Regions from separate parts of the Mus musculus genome. Here regions 2 and 3 are each linked to region 1. Evidence: chromatin loops called from intact Hi-C (ENCODE). Cell type or tissue: left cerebral cortex. All regions are shown on one strand.

Region 1 (8,000 bases):
ATCATTTTTAAAATTGCTTTAAAGTAATGTTTGTACTATGCTCAAGAACACAATTCTTTCCACAAAGACTTCTCTGATCTTACACGTTCACCTTAATTTATTACTCTTAGGGTTCTCTATGACATTTGGAAAGACTTCTTATACCAGGCACATAAACATTATGTGTAGCTTATATTCTATGATATAAGTATTCAGTATTAAAAGATGGAACTGTTGAACACTCTAGTCTTTTGATCCATTTGTACAGTTTTCTGAACGCCCTACAGACATGGGGTAGATGGTGCATATTTGATCTCTGTCCAAGAGTGCCTTTTAGACATTCATTCACGAGATACCTTTTGTCCGTTTATATAAGCCTTTGACGAAATAAAGCACCAACAATTGAATAGTCAAAACTGAAGAAACACCATTAATTTTAATAACATCACAACACAATGTGGTCATAACTACTATATGACATGTTAATAATGTACACCTTCCAAATGATCCAACACATGCACATGCTACTGAGGTAGCATTGTGTTATAGTGATCAGAGGCTGTTGTAAGATCCCACACATATCACACACTAGCTGATTGATCGTGTAAAGTCATATACTTCTAAGCTTTTAGTCCCTCAACTATAAATTATAATTTATTATCTCTGCTTATCAGAGCTGTTGTGTTGCAAGAAACAAATGCAGTAACAAGAGAAAGCATTTATCACCTACAGGTTTTTAATTCTTAAAAGAAAGTTTAGTTGATTCTTCAGTTTTACATGATTGTCCAATGTTGCATGTTCACCAAAGAATATTTATCTGCAAGGCAGGGTTTTACTATTTCTATTCTGAATTTACTGAATGTTTAATAACCTTGTTGTAATTTAAACTGAATATTTTGTGTAATTATAAATCCCGTGGGAATCCATTTCAGAACATTGATTCCCTGAGAGTAGTAGTCATATAACTTTATAGATAGTGAGTCAGGACGATCAACACAATCACAAAAGTGTAGTATTTGTATTTGCTTTCTGATGAGAACACTTCAGCTGGTTATTGAGAGGACCTGGGATTGGTTGGCAGACCCCACATGGTGGATCATAGTCATCTGTAATTTCAGTTCTAAGGATCTGACAGTCTCTTCTGTCCTCTGTTGTCACCAGGCATGTGCATACATGCATCCAGGAAAACACAAGTGTATAATAAAAATAATAAATTTTCTTTAAAAAGAATATCTCTGTAGAATAGAAAATTATGATAAAGGATCAACCACAAACCCGTATCACCAAAGTTCCACAAAAATATCCTGATGGTATTCAATGCTTGCAATTTTGTGAAGTCAAAGTGAAGGATACTGTAGTGAGCTGACCTTGTCATTATCCTATGGGCTGACTATTAAGATCTTGTCGTCTTAATAACATCTGTGTTTGAAGGGCTGTGGCTCCTATTTTAGGAGCTGACCTTTACCGTTTTATGCAGCGCTGACAGTTCTTTGGCCTTTTGAGGAAACGTGCTATATTTCACATCAGTACAGCACTTTTTAATTTGTCTGTGAAACAAAGCGGACTCTCTACAGCTGACCTATGCAAAGTATTGCTGATAAAAATTCCTCATAAATGTATAGTTCTGCCAGTTATAAAAGAGCCACTTTGTTAGTCAAAGACCTTTAACTCTAAACTCCACCTTATACCTGGCATTTGATACCAAGATTCTATCATTGTTGGAAGCACATAAAAGGAAACTAAATTTCAAAGCTTTGACAATTATCTTCTCACGCCTGCTGCAAATCCATTAGACTAAATACCAATACTGTACTTTTTAGACCCTGCTATTTAAGAGCATCTATAATTTTAAAATATATAAAATTTTGCCTAAAATAAAACAACATTTCCCAGATGACTTCAGAAAAATAAAAGTAAAATAACTTAGCTGACCTCACACTCCCCTCGCCAAACATTTCGTGAAGTCCGGGAAGGCCAGATTCCCATCTTATATTACTGAGAATTCCCATATGGAAGTCTGTGGAAGAGTTCAGTGATGTCCCTAGTGGAAATTCTGACTGAGTTACATAGAATGAGAATATGATTTATAAACAATAAACATTAAATTCTTTAAGGTTTGATCTTGGCCCTTCAGGAAGCTCCAGATGTTAACTGAGAAAAGATACTCTTGGGGCTCTAATAACCTTGTTTCCTGGGTTCCCAAGAACTTAGTAGGTCTCTCAGCAACTGACTGCAATGTCTTCAAGGGGTGTAACTATATTTGTAAAATTACAAAATCATTTTTATCCAGTTTTCAATATGTTCAGAGCTAGGACTCATAGGCAGAATTTTAAGCAAAAGCCCAATATCATGTATGCAAGTGAGAATTTTAAGTACAAAAATTGCATATGCTTGTTGTAAAACATTTGAAAAATACAAAATGAGTGTCCATAAAAATAGCTAGTAAGCTTTTCTGATAAACACAATTCATACATTTCCCTTTGTAAGAAAAAGAGAGAAAATTATTAGGTCAGGTTATCAGGTTGTGGTTGAGTAATTTCAAAACCTGAACGTATGATTCACTGAAATCATTTCTCTAAGCAAAGGAGAGGGAACGTTTTTAATGTGCCTTGACTACTAAGGCAGATTTCCTGGGATGAAAATGAAAAGAGGGATCCTAGAAACTCAAAAGCAAGTCCGGTCATGTTAACTTCTGTCAGAAAACCAAAAGGGCAAGAAAGCATACAAGAAGTCACTCCCACAGGAGTATGGATCAGACACAAGGAGCAGGGCACCTGGAAACCTTCCAAATGTGTTGTCTCCTCTGCTTCCTGACTTTTTGTCAAGAAATGTATAAACACCTCTAGTCTAGGAGCTATAACAGACTCCTTTACAGAGTGTGATGGTTATCCCTAAGGAGTCGCTGTGTGCCAAGCTTCTTATCTAGGACTATTCCTGCTATCCTTACATACTATACTATGGACGATATATCTCACCTTAACATAAACCCAATCACATCTTACTGTTGTGAGCAATTAGCAGGTAGAACAATAGCGATGGTAAAACAAGTAACTTGCCCCCTTTGGCTTATTTATTTTTATTTCATGTGTGATGTTGTTTTGCCTACATGTATGTCTGTGCAACATGTGTATGCAATGTCCATAGAGGCCAGAAGAGGGCATCAGATCCCTTGGAACTTGAGTTAATGATTGAAAGCCTCCATGTGGGTGCTGGGAATCAAAACCTGGTCCTCTGAGAGTATCCAGTGCTCTTCACGTTTCCAGCCTCAAGTAACTTGCTTAATTACACAACAAATAAATGCATGTGAAGTCAACTGTTTACTCTACAGACACACAGCCAGAGTCACTGTGGTCACCATATAGATCCACTGAGAAAACAATTGACCAAGTACCAATCAACACACTCTAATAAATTATGTATTTGAAGTTTGAGATATGAAATTTCAGTTTAATCAATGGAGTCAAAATTAGTAATCTATCTTTGGCTAAAACTACAACCTCCATGTGCTTTGGAATTTTAGTTCTTTTCAGAGCCATATGGCTTCTGAGTTCATCACGAGCTCCAACTGCAGCATGGATGGTTTATATGGGGAGAGGTGTAAGCTGTTTCAACTATTTTTAGGCTCCTTTGCCCATATGCCTAAAGAATTTCATCCCTCTCGGTGAAATCACCCTTCTACCCTGCCAGAGTGTCTCTGTTCAAACAGATATAGTGGCTCAAATGTATAATTCCAGAGCTTTTCATGCTGAGACAGGAGGATAGCCATGGGTCCCAAGGCTACAGAATGAGACAATGTCAAAAAGAAAAAAAATTGAACCTGAAGAATGATGGTCTGCCTACAAGCTCACACATTCGATCTAGCATCTGTTTGCTTCCCATCTGAGCCGAATGGTACATTGGTTGGAGAAAACATTTAAACCTAGAAGATGGGGGTGGATTTTAGCCTTCCCTCTACTCATCTCTTCCAGTGTTCTAGATATCCACACCCTGACTTTCTCCCTATCTCTCTCAAAACCTATTCCTCTGTGCTCATAATCAGGTTTCTACTCTTTCACTGCAGTAGATGTGAGACCACAGAGGCAATCTGGTAAAGTCGTTAAAATCAATTTAAAAGCCAAGATTGGTTAACTGACTGGATCCCTTGATGGCAAGGGTCATTCATTTACAAAAGAGTTATGGAAATATTTATAGTACTTTTTGAAGGAAGAGTTATGACCAACAGGCAGCTAGTGAAAAAATTACCTATAAATTTCAAAAGAATCTTTCTGCATTTGTTATTTTCCCATGCGAAAAATCTATACATATATTTTGAGATTTCATATGAGAAGGAATTATAGTCAGAGATGAGGCTGTAAAGCCATGACTATAAATAATCTAAAACCCAGAATTCTCATACATGAAGACTTTGAAAAGAGATTTGTACAAGCACACATATTGATAATATGAGATCATAATGTGAGCCATCAAATAACAAAGAAAAGAAACAGAAACTGGGCCCTAAAACAGTGTAAACAACAGACCCTTCCCTCTGACATCAATAAATTTCCTCATCTCTAAAATTAAGCCATGTGAACGTCCTTATCTGCTCTCATTTCAGATTGGGCATTATTGACCACCTTTATCTAATACACATGGAAGGCTTACCACTGTGCTAACAATACTTCTCTTGGGGGACAAGCTTCAGTGAAAAAAGACCAAGCTATAAACCTTCTACATATTTCTGTGAATAAATTGAGGCATCAAAAATAAATGAATAATGAACTTCTTATAGTTCCTTTAAAGTGGGAGATGTGTTTCCATAGAGCCAGCCTAAGTAAGATGACTCATGGTAGTTCTGCTAATGATTTCAGAAATGGTTTCCATTTATTCTATTTCAATATTAACATTCCAGTGAAGACTTTTGTTTTCACATGAAATATAAGATTGGATAATCAAATTAAAGCCATGGTTCTGAGGGGCGTGCCTAATAAGCTGAAAGGATGGGCAGAAGGTACAGACAAAAAGAAGCCTCATCACAGTCTCTATAAGAGGAATGGAGGAGAGCGTGGCTCAGATAACTTTTCTGAAACATAGTTCATCTTAGGAATTATAGACAAAGAAAGAGCTTTTAATGTTTTAGGACAAACTAAAAATTAAAACAGAGAACATTTGCTAGCATCTTGGAGAATAGCTATGAGTACAAAGCAGCCATACTGTAAGATAAATTGACAACGTTTAGGAACACACACTGTATGTATGCATGTATGTATGTATGTATGTATGTATGTATTATGTATGAATATATGTATTAACAGCGATTAATGAAATACAGGCCATAAATCTGAAAGAGAACAAGGGGGTTTATGTGGAAAATTTTGGAGTGGAGAAAAATTGTGTCATTATATTTTAATCTCAAAAATAAAAAATAAACAAATAAATTAAAAAGGTTTATGACTTTTTTCAAAGGCTTAAATTGATAAGGCCTGCATAATGGCATAATGACGACATAATCTGATATACCAATGTGAATGGAGGAAATTTCACAGAGCCCCAACCCCAAATAAAGAGAAAGAGTCAGTTGATGGCCACTGAGAGAGGCAGAACCAGGTTTCTCCTGAGATGATCTCTCTAATAGATTGTCCAGTCTCAAGTGGCCAACCCTAAAAACATGTACATATGAGCAACATTCAAATGGACTCAGTGTGCAGTTCTAAGTAATAATTATGTATATAATATCACAAACACATAGAGATGATATCATATTTGAGAAGTAGAGGAAATCATGAGAACATGAGAGGAGTTGGAAGGAGGCATGTAAATAATGTAAACACAGTATTCATTTATGACAATCTCAAAAATATTTGAAGATTAAATTAATGTAAAAATCAAATTCATATACTGTCAAGTTGTGATGGATAGTTCAAAGTATACTTGCCTTATCAGGGAATGGAACATTTGCCATTCATGCCCGTTACCATGCCAAAAGCAGTGCTAGCACATACATGCTTAAAACTTAACATTTGTGGGATGAATAAAAGAATGTCAGGTGGTAGTGGGAATTAAGTAATTCTGCAAGGGAGTCAGCACCAGGTAACAGGTGGAATATATGATCAAGAACAGATAACAGCTGGAACATATGGTCAAGCACAGCACCAGCTCACAGCTGGAACATATGGTCAAGCACAACACCAGCTAACAACTGGAGCACCAGCTAACAGCTGGAACATATGATCTAGAACAGAGGAGAGAAGCAGGAAGAGGGAAAAGATCAAGAACAGAAAATGCTGCCGGGAAGTGGTAGTGCACGCCTTTCAAAGTCAGCCCGGTCTACAGAGTGAGTTCCAGGACAGCCGGGGCTGTACAGAGAAATCCTGTCTCCAAAATCCAAAATGAAAAGAAAAAGAAAAAAAAAAAAAAGAACAGAACAGAACAGAAAATGTTGTCCAGCCTACAAAATGGTCAGCCCTGAAAACAGACACATGCAAGTAACATATGGACTGAACAGGTTGTATATGTATGTATGTACATAGAAATGCATTCTTACAGTAACAGATAGTGAAAAAAGTGGCCATGAATTTGAAAGAGAAAGTAAAGAGGCATGTGGAAGGGGTGAGAGGGAGGAGTAGGAAGGAAGAAATAGTGTAATTAAAGAAAAAGGAGACATCAGTGCTGGAGCCGAGAGCGGAGCCTGTGACATCTAGAAGCAGCTGGGAGTAAGGAGACTGATTCTGGCCCCAACTTTGACTCATCATGTGACCTCAGTCTGAAAATCTGATTATTTCTTATCGATGTTTTTCTCACTTCCTAGGGACATAAGAAATTTATCAAACAAGTAGTGAATGAATATTTTTTTCTTGAGGGCTGAAAATCAAGACCTGTCAAAAAATATGTGGAATTTTCAGTTTCTTTTCAAAATTACTGCTAGGGTGAACACTATGCATTCGGCCATTGTTTAAAACGTGCCACTTTCTGGCATGTAGTATGGGTAAACATGCATGGGTACCCATGCATGTAGGCATGGGTAAACTTTTCCATATGTTAGTAAAGTAGTTTGAGGCATAATCTATGAAAAGCAATTGGAAAGCTGTGGAACTTTTAGGATCACTTTGTTCTCTGTATTGCTAGTGCGTCCCCGCCTCTTGGTCACTGTTCTGCCCTTCTGCAAACCACCTTTCTTACTGTCACACATGACCACTTCTTCCTAATTGGTCCATGTTTCCTTTTCAGAATGTTTGCTCTCACGCTTGATATTATTGATACTATCAAACACACACACAAATTGATACTATCAAACACACACACAAATGTATGTATATATACAGATATTCACATATATACAAATATATATTTGTACATAACTATATACAACTATATGCATAGTTCCATTATTCACAACTTTCCACGCCCTTATCTTTGGCTGTGTAGAATGTCATTCTGGAGTTTTCTGTCACTTCCCCTGCTGCTGTGGTTGGAACATGGTTTGTGCCACCTGACACTTGTTAAACTTGGATTGCTTATGGGTGTTTGATCAATAGTGTTTGGAGGGGGGACATCACAGCAGGTGCTTGGCTCATGAAGACAGAACTTCCTTAACTGGCTGAAGCTTTTCAAATGAGCGTGACCTCTCACTTTTATGTGGCTAATCTATATACATTTAGAATGGATTGTTATGGAAGAGCCTTGGCTTCCTTTGGCTTCCTCTTCTCTTGCTTCCATATTTGCCATGGATCTTTATCCAATGGGGTCCTCACCAAAAGCCAAACAGATTCAGCCACTCAGGCCTTTCAGGCCTTTCAGGCCTTTCTGGGCTCCAGAATTGGAAGCCAAAATAAACTACCTTTCTTTATATATTACCAATCTCAGGTTCTATTTTCACAACCAAAAATACACTAAGGCACCTGATCCAAAGGTTTATAAATGAAATTAGAGCCACAAATACGTGAATACCGATCTCCCATTTGTTATGAACCTAAGCTAATTACTCAAGCTAAATCATTCTCTCCATCTGCACAATAAGCTGAACATAGCTTCATGCAGTACCT
Region 2 (8,000 bases), 100 kb before region 1:
CATCTTCTTTTTCATTTTGGACAGGGGTTTTAAGTATGTACATAAACTTTTAAATATGATTCCTAATGTGCTCATTAAGGACTTGCTATATTTTGCTGAGGGTGGCAGCTGCTGCATGACTCTGAGTGTTGGTGTTTGTTGTTTGTTTATTTTGTTTGTTGGTTGGTTTAGTTGTTTGGTTGGTTGTTTGGTTTGGTTTGTATATAATCGAAAGCTCTATTCCATCAACTCTTGGTTCAGTTTTCACTAGATATGCACTCATTGATAAGTGGATATTAGCCTAGAATCTTAGAATACCCAAGATACAATTGGCAAAACACCGGAAAATCAAGAAGGAAGACCAACACATGGATACTTCATTTCTCCCTAGAATAGGGAACAAAATACCCATGGAAGGAGTTACAGAGACAAAGTTTGGAGCCAAGATGAAAGGATGGACCATCCAGAGACTGCCCTACCCTGGGTCCATCCTATAATCAGCCACCAAACACAGACACTGTTGCATATGCCAGCAACATTTTGCTGAAAGGAACCTGATATAGCTGTCTCTTGTGAGGCTATGCCCGTGTCTGGCAAATACAGAAGTGGATGCTTACAGTCATGTATAGGATGGATTACAGGGCCCCCAATGGAGGAGCTAGAGAAATTACCCAAGGAGCTGAAGGGGTCTGCAACCCCATAGGTGGAACAACAATATGAACTAACCAGTACCCCCAGAGCTCTTGTCTCTAGCTGCATGTGTAGTACAAGATGGCCTAGTCAGCCATCATTGGGAAGAGAGGCCCCTTGGTCTTACAAACTTTATATGCCCCACCCAGTACAGGGAAACGCCAGGACCAAGAAGTGGGAGTGAGTGGGTAGGGGAGCAGGGCAGGGGAGGGTATAAAGGACTTTCAGGATAGCATTTGAAATGTAAATGAAGAAAATATCTAATAAAAAATTGAAAAAAAGAAGTTACTTTCTCATGCCTCTTATTGATGTGATGATTTTGACAACTGCAAATAAATAAGAAAATTGCATTTTTATTACATAATTACCCTTCCCTCCTGGATGCCATTGCCTCATAGGAAAGTGTAGCCCAGGCCCTGCAGGAGATAGTCCTTTGGGGAAGAGTAAGCCATACATCAGGCCTCTGTTGCTTTTGATTTTTCTTTGTCTGCTCTGCCAAGAGAGAGATCAGAGCTGGGCCATGGGTGTATTAGACAAGAATCTGCCCCTGAACCACATCCCAGCTCTTCATCTCTGATCTGAAAGCTTGCTTTTTTTAATTAATAATTAACATCCCAAATGCTATCCCCTTGAAGTCTCCCCTGAAAGAGTTCCTCCCCTCTTTCTTTCACCTTTGAGAGGGCAATTCCCTCATAATGCTTCCACCCTTGGGCATCAAGTCTCTGCAGAACTAGACTCATCCTCTCCCACTGAGGCCAGACATTGCAGCCCTCTGCTACATATGTTCTGGGGTCCTCAGACTAGCCCGTGTATGCTCTTTGGTTGGTGCCTCAGTCTCTGGGAGCTCCCAGGGGGTCAAGTTAGTTGACACTGTTGGTCTTCCTGTTGGGTTCCCATCTCCTTAAGGGCCTTCAGTCCTTCCCCTAACTCTTCACTTGGGGTCCCAGATCTCCATCCAGTGTTGGTGTGTAGATATCTGCATCTGTCTCAATTAGCTGGTGATAGCGCCTCTCAGAAGGCTGGTATGCTAGGCTCTTCCCTGCAAGCACAACATAGCATCAGTAATAGTATGTGGGATTAGTGCCTGCCCATGGGATGGGTCTCAATATGGGCTGATCACTGGTCAGTCATTCCTTCAGTCTCTGCTCCATCTTTGTCCCTGCATTTCTTTTAGACAGGACCAACCCTGCTAGCTCCCTTGGCAAAAATATTTGAGACGATTATTTGCTTATCAACTTTGCTTTCTTATATCCCATAGGTTTTTTTTCCTTTGTTTCCCTATATTTTGTTCTGTGTTCAGCCCTGCTTCTTCTCCTTTCCTCATCTTTTTCCTTTAATCTTATTTGCTTGAGATTCCTCCTTAACCTATAGATATTTTCAGTTTGTGTGCCTACATAGAAACTAAGAAATACCTTCATAAAGACAAGACATGTGTTGGATCACAGGATTGCAGTTCCTATCTACACTAAAGAGTTTTTTTTTTTATACAACTTTGAATCTTATAGAATAGTACCATCTGCTTAAAATTAGCATGTGGTTTTCATAGGATTATGTTTTTGTGTCAGGAATGCTCAGAATCTATCTTGTTAAATTCTTTCTGGCTCAGGATGATTTTACATAGAGAAAGCTCCTAGAATAACATTAACATTAAAATTTTCATTTTGCTTAATATCCCTTTTCTGTTTGTTTGTTTATTTGTTTGTTTGTTTTATTCTTTTAGGTACCCTGCATTGAACGTAAGGTCTCGTACAGCAGGCAGACATTCTGCCACTGACATCCCATTACTTAGGGTTTAGTCAGGATTTCACAATGTTGTTCAGACTGACCCAGAACATTGGAACTCATGAACCTCCTGCTTCTGCTTCCTTAGGTGCTGGGATTATGGGTGGGCCTCCACACCCAGTTAGTACTCCAAGTTCTACCCAGTTTGTGCAGAGTTAAATTTTTGCAGATTAGTCAGTCATGTGTTCTTTCAGTATATATTTACTGAACTTCTATGTTTCAAGCACTGCCATACAATTTGATGATGTGTCAATAAATACTTTGAAATCACACTGTAAAGTTTGGTTCAGGCTCAACTTTGGTCCCATTTCAGCAAAGTATTGTTAATGAGTGATGAAAAGTCCTCTTTAGAAGTTGAGTCTTCAAAATATGTTAATGTGATGGTCTAGCATAGCACTAGCCAGAAAGTTGAGCCTGCCAGAACTTGTTTAAGCATTTGCTCCAGGTAGAAATAAAGCCAGAGTTACTATGTCTTAAGTAATATCATTTAGGAAGAGTTATGATGGAAATAAGTCCAAATATTGTCTAAAACCCAGACTCCATTTTCCCTGGTGGGCTCTCCCAGAGTTTGCATAGTCCCTAATATTCTCTTCTCACTGCCTTTTTCTTTGCTGTTATGATCCTGGCCACAAGCCCCCCCACCCCCAATCCTTCCTTTTTTTCCTTTTGAATATACTTTCTCTCTGTATGTTCCAATTGTTAGCTTTTTCAAACACTTAAAATTATTTGGTGGTGTTCTTTTATTGTATCTTATTAGCCAAAATTCTCATTGTTCACGTTCACATTGCTCATTATGGATAAGCTGAATTTTCGTCATGTCTCACTAAAACTCATAGTAGTTTCTCATCCTCTACAGCAGGGATTCTCAGCCTTCCTGATGCTGTGAACTTTACTACAGTTCCTCATGTTGTAATGACCGCCTCCCCCTCAACCATAAAATTATTTTTGTTGCTACTCCACAACTTTAATTTTGCTAATCTTAAGAACCGTAATGTAAACATCTGATTTGCAGGATATCTGATAGTCAACCCCCGTGAAAGAGTTGATTGACACTCTCAAAGGGGCTGTGATCACATACTGAGAACCACTCATCTATCATCATCTTAAATCTGGGAGCAAAAACATCAGAAGATTAGACACAATTACTCCAGATAATAGAGCTCTGCTTTTGCCTCTGGCTCCAATTTCCTTCAAGGTTATTCATTCATTTCTGTCAAACCACAAGATATCAGAACAACAAAAAACTTGGAAGTATGCTAAGTTGAAGAAACAGCTATACAGACATTAGCATAACAGGACCTGACAACATCTGTATTTATTTCATCTTGATGGTGACTTATAGTTCTGTGACAACAAGATTTTCAGAAATTCTCTTAAAGGCACTATTTTTCAAGTTGGAATAAATGAACTAGAAAAGCTGGTTCAAGAGTAGAATGACTAGATATTTTTAGGCATGTTTCCCTAAAGGACCTGAAGGACACAAAACAATGTGTTGGGGGTGGGGGAGTGAAAAACAAAAAGGAGAAAAACAGGGATAGATTCTTCTGGGGATCTGGCAAATTAGGATAATGTACACATAGAATCTTAGCACCTGATAATTTACCCCCCACAACCACCCAGTGTGGTTTGAGTGAGAATGGCTTCCATCAGTCCATGCGTTTTACTACCTGATTTCCAGTTGGGATGTTGAGAAGTATGGGCTTACTGGGGGAGGTATGCCACCAGGTGTGGGCTTCGGCATTTCTAAGGACTCACTATTTTGAGTTCACTCAGTACCTCCTCCTTGTGGATTAAATGTGAGTTCTCCACTCTTCCTGGCACTGTGCCCTGGCTCTGCCCTCATGGACTCTAACCCTCTGAAATGGTTCACCCAATTAAATGCTTTCTTTTTAAGTTGCCTTGGCCATGATGTTTTGAAGCACCAATAGAAAGGTAGCCAAGAAAGGTCTCCTTCATAATTATTTTAATTTTATTTTCAATAGCCTAGCATTCTGCATACATAACTCTGATTATGGATTTAGAATTTTTCTCAGGGGAAGTTTTTCTGTATTTGTTGTATAAGACATTTATTCAGAGATGTGACTCATCTGCTGTGTGTGTAGGAGATAGAAAGTGGTTAAAAGAAGGCCATATATAGGATCTCCTCTTCCCCCACTACTTCAACCATTTCTTTTTCTCCTTGCCTTATACTTTAGGAAGCTGTTCACACTTATGTGAACATCTTCAAAATTTCCATATGTTAGGCTCATCTTTGGTTCACTGGATCTGGCCTACCAGAAGACAATCCATAGGAGAGACCAGGTAGCATTTCTGGACAAAGAACACCTTCACGGGGAAAGTGAAGTCAGGTTAACTTGGACTACCCTCTTTTAAGTATTTGGAAAGTAACACTTCTGAGAATATTGCTTGTTTTCATATCATATGAATCATATAGATGGAAACTAAGCAGACGGAAACTGTAGAAAATGATAATGACCTTTTCTCTAAAGCCCCAGAAGCTTTTGAAGCCCGTGTGAAATAATGCAGCATCAAACCAAGGGATAAAGCATTCTCAGTTGCTAAACCACTATTGCTTTTGCTTTTTTGTTTGTTTGTTTGTTTGTTTGTTTGTTTGTTTGTTTTTCAAGACAGGGTTTCTCTGTGTAGCCCTGGCTGTCCTGAAACTCACTTTGTAGACCAGGCTGGTCTCGAACTCAGAAATCTGCCTGTCTCTGCCTCCCGAGTGCTACTTTTGCATATTTTACAAAACAAAAAGCCACTGGATCTATTTAGGCATTCTGGTCAATAAGCAAGAAAGCAAAAGGAACTCTGGAATCCACAAGTAATGAATATGATTCACAAAGGAAGCAGCATTCTGTTAGCTATGGTGATAAATCAGTGGTCTGTGAGCCAAAGGTCCCAGGTAAACACAATTAGATGTCATATAAGGTCTCAGAGTCTATGTTTCAGAAGGTTCCAACATCATGAGGATGGAGCCAACCCTCTGAAGCAGAAGGAAATATCAAGTATGTATTGTGTCTGACAAGGCTATTCAAGATTCTACATGAGATGGCATTCTGAGATCGGTAATCATTATGAAGAACTTTGCAGAATATTTTAATAGGGATAGAAGGCAGCAATCTAAATTCTTTTCTGCTTAAAGAAAAACCTCTTTTCTATTTGTCAAAGAAGACTCAAACTCAATGGTGATATTTGCCATTGTAAAGAGAGACATAAATTAGGTTTTAGGAATTATATGTTATTTTCATAAGATTAACGTAATGATAACTGTGCTTATATAACCACTGACCTAATGTATTCTAAATGAAATTCCATGTGGGATTTTGCCAAATACCTGGTGCTCATTAAATATTAATGTGCATACACTTCTCATCTTTCACTTTCATGCTGGAAGATGTTTTATAATTAAAGGAAGGATATAGATGGAACATTTGCTAGGCAACATGTAAAGCCTAAATAGACTTCTTATTCTCCTGTAGAGTCTTGCTTTTGGAGGGATAGAAATACTGGAGATCATGTCTAGATATGTGTACATGCTAATAAAGTACTCTGCTACTGAGCTATGTTTCTAACTCTTCATGTTATATACACCAGGCTAATCTCGATATTACAACCCTCCTGCATCAGTCCCCTTAGTATTAGGATCACAGGCATATGCACCCATGCCCAACTGGAGATTTGAATACAGGATGCCTTGGGAAGACACAGATCTTCTGGATGAATATCTATGGCTATGGGGGCAAGATACATTTTAAATATGGGTTTAGTGGTCCAGGCCAATCTTCAACTAATAATCCTCCTGTCTGAGGCTTCCAAATGCTGGCATTATGGGTGTTAGCCACAACACCAACTTCTAAGATACCTTCAGAATGCACTTCAGATGATTCTGATGAGCAGCTAAGTTTTTGAGTCACCAAGTTATGTGATAGAAAAGTGTTGACTTTTCTGCTTTTACAAACAAAGGCACACGACTGTGACTTCTTTCTTAGGGATATGGCATGGTCAAATCAAAGAGTATTGGAGTGGAATCTAATATTAAACATCACGATGCTTCTGTGGCATACAAGTTCAGCAGTAGAAGATGGTAATAAATGTTACTTGTTCCCCCTTTTCCTTTTTCAGTAGACAGTGATTCCTTAACCCAAATTGCTTAGCAAACCAGTTTTATGCTGAAATTTAGCTTTCTACCTACATTTATTGTTGAGTATCAGCTATGAGAGAACCACATTTCTGTGTACTCAGCTTCAATTTTCTTCACATGTATTTAGAGGTGTGTGTGTGTGTGTGTGTGTGTGTGTGTGTGTGTGTGTGTGCAGGTATGTGCATGTCTGCACACACGCCAGCATGCAGGTACATGTAGGTTGAGGTCACAGAAGGTCAGAGGACAAGTGTAGGAGGTGGTTCTCTCCTTCCACCACATGTGTTCTGGGTATCCATCTCAAATCATCAGGATGGTGATGGCGGCAAGTGCCCTTGTTCACTGTACCATATGCCAGGCCTTTTATAGTTCTGATGGTAGAGATGAACAACAGTTTGTCTTGTTGACTCATTTAGAATCTAGGGATGTCACACATGTAGGTTATGTTTCATAAGGCTCAACAGTAAGATTGTTTAACCTAATTTTCTTGATTATATTTACTTTATTTTAGCTATATACTTTCATTTTGATGTATTGAATAGTTTATCTCCAGCATTAAAGTGGGAAGATTAAACTAGGTTTATCCCTACCATAAAGATACTTGTGATAATTACATTATACATATCTGTGTTACTATTATGCATAAATATGTATTCTTAATGTCATGATCTTTGACAGTCCTTTATGTACTCCAGTAAAGAATCCTGCTACTAAATTTTATACAAGCTTGGGTTCACTAGTGAGACAACTCAAAAGTGTTTGCTTGCTTGGCAAGCTTTGTATCCTGAGTTCAATCCTCAGGACTCCAGGAAATATAGAAGGAGACAACCAACTCCCAAGGGTTAACCACTGATCTCCAAATACATCTTGCCCATCTCCCACATCACCATCACCATCACCATTTATCTAATAGATTAACGGATTGCTCTCACTATGATCCAACTTGGCAAGCATCCAGTCTTTCTATTTAGCAATACTTAAAAGTGAAATATCACTTCACCATGTTTCTAAAAACAATTATTCTATTGAATTTCATTTGGGATTAGGGTTTATCCTAGTTACCCATTTATAAAATTTAGTTTGTTACAGAAAAATTAGATTTGTGCTTTTTTATTGTTGAGAATTTTGTACATCCACATAAGGTGTTTTGATCAAATCCATTTACTCCAATCCATCTCTATCTCTCGTGTCACGTTTTCTTCCTAACCTCATGCTCTTTTGTAAACTTACTGAGTCCACTTAGCATTTCCTCGATGTGTGTGGGAGAAGGAGCAACTACCAGAGCATGGGCTGTCTTCCAAGGGCAGCAAGCTACAGAAAGATGGTTTTCCCTCTCCAGAAGCCATCAGTTGCCAAGGTTTCTCGGTTAGAGGTGAGACTTAGTGAACTGCCTTGCTCCCATCCATTCTTG
Region 3 (8,000 bases), 76 kb before region 1:
ATGGATACAAAAAATGTGGTACATTTACACAATGGAGTACTACTCAGCTATTAAAAGGAATGAATTTATGAAATTCCTAGGCAAATGGTTGGACCTGGAGGGCATCATCCTGAGTGAGGTAACACAATCACAAAAGAACTCAAATGATATGTACTCACTGATAAGTGGATATTAGCCCAGGAACTTAGTATACCCGAGATATAAGATACAATTTGCAAAACACATGAAACTGAAGAAGAATGAAGACCAAAGTGTGGACACTTTGCCCCTTCTTAGAATTGGAAACAATCACCCATGGAAGGAGTTACAAAGACAAAGTTTTGAGCTGAGACAAAAGGATGGACCATCTAGAGACTGCCATATCCAGGGATCCATTCCATAATTAGCCTCCAAACGATGACACCATTGCATACACTAGCAAGCGTTTGCTGAAAGGACCCTGATATAGCTGTCTCTTGTGAGACTAGGCCTGGGCCTAGCAAACACATAAGTGGATGCTCACAGACAGCTATTGGATGGATCACAGGGCCCCCAATGGAGGAGCTAGAGAACGTATCCAAGGAGCTAAAGAGATCTGCAACCCTGTAGGTGCAACATTATGAACTAACCAGTACCCCAGAGCTCTTGACTCTAGCTGCATATGTATCAAAAGATGGCCTAGTCGGCCATCACTGGAAAGAGAGGCCCATTGGACACACAAACTTTATATGCCCCAGTACAGGGGAACGCCAGGGCCAAAAAGTGGGAATGGGTGGGGAGGGGAGTGGGGGAAGGGTATGGGGGACTTTTGGGATAGCATTGGAAATGTAATTGAGGAAAATACGTAATAAAAAATATTTTTAAAAAATTTTTGAAAGTTGTTTTTAGCAGTTATGACTCATTTCCTTGTGCTTCACAATGTTTATCTTTGAATATACCACATGGCAATAGATCAATTGTCTAAATTAAGAAATTAGCGTAAGTATATTTGCCAAACCTTATTCAGACTTTACCAATTGCCTGCATCTAGTAATAAAATGTAGTTATATTTTTGTTACAGAATTTTATTTGGGGCCCCATTACTTTTCTTGTTTCTATAATCTTCCTTGATCTGGAATAATTCCTGATTATTATTATGATCTTTCCTGATCTCAATAACATTAAAAATATTTGGACATTAATGTGGAAAATGTCCTTTAATTTAGATTTGTCTGAATTCTCCTCAGTGTATCTGGGTTTTGCGTTGTTTACCATGTATGAAAATGTCATGTTTTTGAGAGAGAGAGGCTGTTATTTTCATTTGTCTCATCATGCTGTTAGTTCCGGGGTGCTAACTGGGGATGATCTTAGATAATGCGTTTTCCCCTTTCTTCAGTACTGTGTGCTTCCTTTCATACTTGGTAAGCGTGGCAATACTTTGGACTGTGATCATTCTGATTCTCATCAGACTTTCACCCTCAAGTTTCAAAATCCATCAATTCTTCTCCAAGTCATATCAAATACATTTAATGTTCTTTACCAAGATTCTCTGATTTTTCTGTCCTAAATGATCTCACTACCACTATTTTATAAATATACTTTACTCAAAGTTTCTTCCAGAACTTTGCTTGGCTCACAGAACCTTTCTCTAATATATTCTGAGACCAGGTGTTGTTGTGTCTCTTCCTCCTCACACCTTCCCTTTGGACAGGTGCTTCTCCCTTCCCAGAACTCCTGTTGGCTCAAGCCATCAGCTCCTTATGTAAGATCTTGTGTGACGTTTTTCTTTGTCCTAGTTTTTCTTCTGCCTATTCCTGGTGTATTCTCTCTGGCTTTCTGGCTCTCTGTGTTTTTGCCTCCTCCACCCCCTCTTCAGATATATCTATTTCTGTTTCTTAAGTTTAGACCTTTTGTATGTTTCTTTGCAAGTAGCTATCCCTTATTTGTTTGTTTGTTTGTTTCATGCTTAAATAACTTCTTTTTATTGTTGTTTGCTTGATTGGTTTTTTGTTTTGTCTAAATGGAAGGTCTTCCTATATTGTACTGGATGGCTCAAAGCCCTGAGTGTGAGCAAATCCTTTCACCTGGGCTGCCTGAGTAGTTGGCAATAAGGCATGCTCCATTCTCTCCAGTTATTGTCATTTTAAATACGTGTCTTTTACTCTCCAAATCTCCCATCTTCCCTATTGCACCTTTTTTATATCTCCAACTTTAATATCTGAAAACCACCTTCACCAAGCTTTTTAAACTCCTTTTCAAAATAGCTATAGGAGTTTGGAGTCTGCTTCCCAACAGCTGTCCTCCGACATATTAAAACATAAAACTAACAAGTTAACTCTGCACTATTCCTGTCTAGACCCTGTGCTTGCCAAGATCTGACTGGGGCCTATTCTTCTTATTTTTTTATTTTAGTTTTATTTCTCTGATATCCTCAATAACTACAGATTATTCAGAACAGCTTGAGCCCGTTTTTTCAGAGCTACTTGGTTTGTTTTCTGTTGTCCTTAGATACTGTCTCCTTTACCTCTGAGCATTGCTGCTGCTGTCAGAGCTCTGGTAACTCTTACTGGCTCCCCTGGTGTGCTTGTTCGCTTCTGTTTCTTATTTCATTTTCATCTTAATACTTAGGGGCAACATTGCATTCATTAGAGCTCTATAAATTTAGTGAGTCTATTCTTATTCTTCCCTCCCTGTGACCATCTCCGTAGCTACATTTGTTCTTCTCCTAAAGTTCCTAAAACTTTCGTATGAAACACTAAGGTGTAGTTGCCACTTCATGTCACAGGAAGATGCTCTCTTGGTTTTCTTACTTACTGCTTGTTGAGCCAGGTCACATTTATTTACCTACCCCAATGTTAAGTCATCTACTTTATAAGAGTTGTTTTGTGTTGTTTGTGGAGAAAGTCCATCCCTGCTCAAAGCCTCAGAGTTGTGGAAATTGTGGACAGGGTTTGGAGCTTTCATTTTGAGAGGTGGATTTTGATTCCTCAAATTCTCTGAAGCGTTCTGCCTCCCTTTTAATAATTTCTGGCTTAAGTGTATATTCTCCAATACAGAAGCCAGCCAGGCTACTTCCTGTGCATTTCAGTGTCTGAAGAAATAAATCATCAGGCGCAGGAGTATTCCCTCTGCACACCATTCCTGAAGCAGGAGCCTTTGCTCAGTTACTGCACACATTCTCCTGGAACTCTTCTTGACCTGAAGGTCTTTCAGGTAGTCTTTTCTCTTCCACTCATCTCTAGGCTATTGCCCTCTTCCTTTTATACAGAGATTGCTTCGAGTGATTTTTCACTCACACGTGTCCTTCTGGGCACTTCTTTCTCCCAGAAGCTGCATAAATGTTCTTTCCAGCTCACTGTTCTGTCCCCTTTGCCTTCTGCAACCCATATGGAAGGCAAGCACATGAGTTAAAAATGTTTGCCTCCTTCCCTTTCTGTCTTTGGCATGCCCCACCACAACTTTTTTTTAAAGCCAGCGTCCTCTATCCTGCCCCAGTTTTACAAATGTGCTCTGTCGTTTCTTTCAGAGTTCTCACTTGAAGCTGACACTTGACACTCATCAAACTCTTGAGCCAAGAGAAAACTTCTGAGATGTTCATATCTAAGGTCTCACTCTGCTCCTGTAGACCTTAAGCTTGCAATGTCAGCTAGTTAGATATGGACCTAGCCAAATCTCAGCCACTCTCATTTCTCATTTCTCTCATTCCACCACCACTCCGTACATCACAGTACTCCCACTTCTCCTTTCATCTCTACATTGTCTTTTTGCTCCTAAAATCTTCCTCTTCTCTCATTCTCCACATGAATAGCCCCATTGATTTTCTCTGTTTTGTTGTTCAGTATGTTTCATTCACTTAAAGGAGGACTATTTCTTTTGATAACCCTCTATAGTGTTGTAAGATCAGATATATACATTATCTTACAAAGATAATGAATAAATATGCAAAGTTTAACTTCAAGTCTAACAGTCATTTGCCATTCAAGCCATGGAGCTGCCTTGCCGTGCTGTTTATCTAGTGATTCCCCTTTCACCTTTGAATTAAAGATAGAGATTTTTAAAAGTGATTCCATTGGATTGTTTTTCTTAAGTCAATCCAACATCTGTGTTCATCTTTCTCAGAAAGATACATTTTACCTTTTTTCTACCAGTAAAACATGTAGTTCTTGAAGTTGTTGTATAAAATCTTTGTCCAAAAGCTGGTACCAGTTTATTATATAACACTGCTTCATTAAAACACACCAGGGTTAGAGTTATGGAAATTGCTCAGTTGGTGAAGTGTTTGCTATGTGAGCATGAGGACCTTAGTCTGATCCCCACAATCAACATGGAAAGACAGGCATGATGAACTAAGCATATAATATTCACTCATGGTAGGTGTGGGGGTTAAAGGGATAAAGAAGGGAGGGTTTTCTGGCATTCTCTAGCCACCCAGCCTGGCTTAATCAACTATGCCCAAGCCAATGAAAGTTCCTAGAACAACCCACTTAAAATACATGGGTCATGGAACTAAACAGAGAGTTTTCAAAATTCAAATGGCTGAGAAACATTTTTAAAAGTGTTCAACATCCCTCAATATCAAGATAATTCAAATCAAAACTACTTTGAGATTTTATGTTGCCCCTTTTAGAATAGCTAATATCCAAAAATAAATGATAGTCAAATGACTGGTGTGTATCTAAGGAAAAGATAGTCAGTGCTAGAAGAAGTGCCAACTAATGCACCCACCCTAGAAATCCCTTTAAAAGATAGAATAAATATACCACATGACCCAGATATACCTCTCCTGGACATATACCCAAGGACTATATATCCTACTATAGAGACATGTGCTCATCCATGTTCATTGCTGCTCTGCTGTACCCTTTATGGTTCCAGACATTGATGTGACTGTTACAGTTAGAAAATGATGAAAAGATAAACATGGGCATATACAGAAAGTTTGGGGTCATGTGAACTAGAGAAGCCTCAAAACCACAGAGGCTCAGAGTTTTTATTATATGCAGCGAACAGGGAGTCTGGGTCATTGCCTATAACTGAACAAGGAGGAAGAGTTTACTGTACACAGCTCAGCTAAGATGACAGGTTTAGCCAAAAGACAGTTAGGAATACTCTCTGTAAGTAAGCAGTCTTGGCCATAAATACCGAGAGATAGAAAGCTATGATGGACAATTTTCTGCACACGCTATCAACATTGCACTTGGACCAGCGGAAGGCTTTCTCATCCTTCTGAACATTAAAGGAGGAAGAGCTTTGCCTATTTCCCATGAATCTAAGGCTTTGGTCCTTGACATGGTCAACTCATGTCTGCAACATACTTTCATTCAGGACTTAATATACTTATGACTTCCTCTGCTCCCCAGTCTGTTCTGTTCATAGTAGTTAGACAATGGAAACAGCCTGGATGTTCATAAACTGTGGAGTGGGTAATGAAAATGAGGTATATGGAATATTAAAGAGCTACTAAGAAAATAGAATTATAAAGTTCATAAATAAATGTATAGAACTGGAAACAGTCATCCTGAGTAAGGTAACCCAGACCTAGAAAGACAGATCATAAGTTTTATCTATGTTATTTGCTGATGTTACTTTTCAATCTTCAGGTATATGTGGTAGTCTGAATAATAATGACCCCCAAAGCATCATATATTTATATGCTTAATCACCAGGCAGTGGCACTATTTGAGACAGATTAGAAAGATTAGGAGGGCCGGGCATGATGGCTCATGCCTTCGATCCCAGCACTCGGGAGGCAAAGGCAGGCAGATTTCTGGGTTCGAGGCCAGCCTGGTCTACAAATTGAGTTCCAGGACAGCCAGGGCTATATAGAGAAACCCTCTCTTGAAAAAAAAAGAAAGAAAGAAAGAAAGAAAGAAAGAAAGAAAGAAAGAAAGAAAGAAAGAAAGAAAGAAAGAAAGAAAGAAAGAAAGAAAGGAAGGGAGAGAGGGAGGGAGGAAGGGAGAGAGGGAGGGAGGGAGGGAGGGAGGGAGGGAGGGAGGGGGAGGGAGGGAGGGAGGGAGGGAGGGAGGGAGGGAGAGAGAGAGAGAGAGAGAGAGAAAGAAAGAAAGAAAGAAAGAAAGAAAGAAAGAAAGAAAGAAAGAAAGAAAGAAAGATAGATAGATAGATAGATAGATTAGGAGGCATGGCATTGTTGGAGTCTGTGTGGCCTTATGGAAGAAAGTGTGTCCCTGGAGGTAGAGGTAGGTGTGTGTGTGTGTGTGTGTGTGTGTGTGTGTGTGTGTGTGTGTGTTTCTTAAATTTTAACATAATGTTAAACCAACTCTTAATGACTCATCACTATTCCCATAGATCATTACACTTTCCAGTCCTCCTCAGAGAAGATCCTGTTTGTAGTGGATGGCAATTAACATAGAGAACCACAGCTGAAAATGCAATACATCAGAAACTATGGAATGCTCAGCCCCAAAGGGAACACCTTCCTCTTCCCAAGAGATCATGATAGAAGAGGAAACAGAAAGAGTTTTAAGAGTGTTAGGTAGTAGATAACGACAAAGAAACAGTTTTTCTAGCACATAGGAATTCCCAGAAGTTGATACAGCATTCATAAGACCTGCACAGACTTGAACTAGACTAAATACTATCATAGAGAGGGGATATGGGCATGAAGTCCAGTTTCTAGCTAAGGAACTATATTTTTGATACCTGTGGGAAAGAAAGGATCATGTTTTTAAAAGTGTATTTCTTGGTGGTACACCATTCTTCAGTAAATATTTATGCCCATGAGTATATGGGCAGCCTAAACTATACTTGATGATTCTTTAGTGGATCTCTGATTTCTCGACTATCCTGATCTACAGAATAACAGAAGTGCCATGGTTACACAGAGAAACCCTGTCTCGGAAAACCAAAATTAAATAATAAAATAAAATATATAATAAGCTCGGCAGTAGCAGTACACACCCTCAATCCCACGACTGGAAAGGCAGAGGCAGGCAGATCTCTGTGTTCAAGACCAGCCTGGTCTACAGAGTAAGTTCCAGGACAGCCAGCACTACACAGAGAAATGCTGTCTTGAAAAAGACCAATCATAATAATTATAATTAATAATAATAATAATAAATAGGACACAAAGTTAGATAAGTAAGTTAGAGCAGATGAATATGGGAGGATGGAAGGAGGTGTGAATATGATTTTTTTAATGACAATTGCTGTAATCACTAGGAATTGGTTGTTATAGAAGCAGCTATAAAAAAGAATAGAATTCCTTCCCCTTCAAAGTAAATGAATTGAATGCAAATCTTCACATACTGTTGGACTTGTAAAGTTGGGGACATATGGTGTCTGTTTGTTCAGAAATAGAAAGTAGTGACATTGGGATGCTATTTATTGTTTTCTTGGTATAAAGATAGCAAGGTAAACTGTTGGATTGTAAATTTAAATTTATATTACATTTTTAATGAAAAGGAATCAGAACTTAAGTTTTTCCTACAGAGAGAAATCATCATGTTTTATTTGACAGTACTGATCAAAATTGCCTCAGATTCAGTAAAGAAATTGGACTGATACTGGGCCAGTGTCTCCAGTCCAGACTGAGTGTTCTTCTGTTGTAGCTCTCATTTGAAAAGTTTCCCCAGCAAGTCAGTCTTTGAATATGTACCATTCATATTTAGAAACATAAATTTTGAATCAGCTTAGAAACAATATAATGATCATTTTATTTTTAAAAAAACTATGTAGAACTTTAAATGCTTTAATTAAGGGCAAAGAAAAGGACAATCTGTTCTAGTATGCTATAGACATTTATTAATTTGATTTAATCAATTAAGTTCCTTGTTTATCCTAAAGAGCCTGTATACAGTGTGACTTAAAAAAAATGTTTTACTGATGTGGTTTGAATATGCTTGGCTCATGAGAAGTGGCACTATTAGGAGGTATGACCCTGTTGGAGTAGGTGTGGCCTTGTTGGAGGAAGTTTGCCACTGTGGAGAGACGTGGTCTTTGAAGTTCCTCCCAGTGCAGAAGAGACAGTCATCTCCTATTTGCCTTTGGGACAAGATGTAGAACTCTCAGCTCCTCCAGCACAA

The links. Peaks named below come from ENCODE experiments on the same cell type or tissue, not always from the same donor. Only the 100,000 strongest peaks of a DNase experiment are listed, where the experiment ranks them.
Region 2: it touches region 1 in a loop (8-fold over the local background); 7 of 42 quality-filtered maps call a loop at or near these places.
Region 3: it touches region 1 in a loop (6-fold over the local background); 2 of 42 quality-filtered maps call a loop at or near these places.

What each region holds. Positions count from the first base shown.
Region 1 is chr19:33,236,214-33,244,213 of GRCm38, reverse strand. It overlaps the pseudogene Rnls. Among named protein-coding and RNA genes, the nearest start is that of Mir3970, 83 kb to the right of the region's middle. In left cerebral cortex, a CTCF peak has its summit at 3,112 (motif pointing right); a DNase peak (open chromatin) is centred at 3,672; H3K27ac peaks cover 2,715 bases.
Region 2 is chr19:33,336,921-33,344,920 of GRCm38, reverse strand. It overlaps the pseudogene Rnls. Among named protein-coding and RNA genes, the nearest start is that of Gm29998, 51 kb to the left of the region's middle. In left cerebral cortex, a CTCF peak has its summit at 4,234; DNase peaks (open chromatin) are centred at 4,276 and 4,615; H3K27ac peaks cover 4,576 bases.
Region 3 is chr19:33,312,712-33,320,711 of GRCm38, reverse strand. It overlaps the pseudogene Rnls. Among named protein-coding and RNA genes, the nearest start is that of Gm29998, 75 kb to the left of the region's middle. In left cerebral cortex, no CTCF peak of the experiment used is centred here; DNase peaks (open chromatin) are centred at 1,703, 2,374 and 3,378; H3K27ac peaks cover 3,972 bases.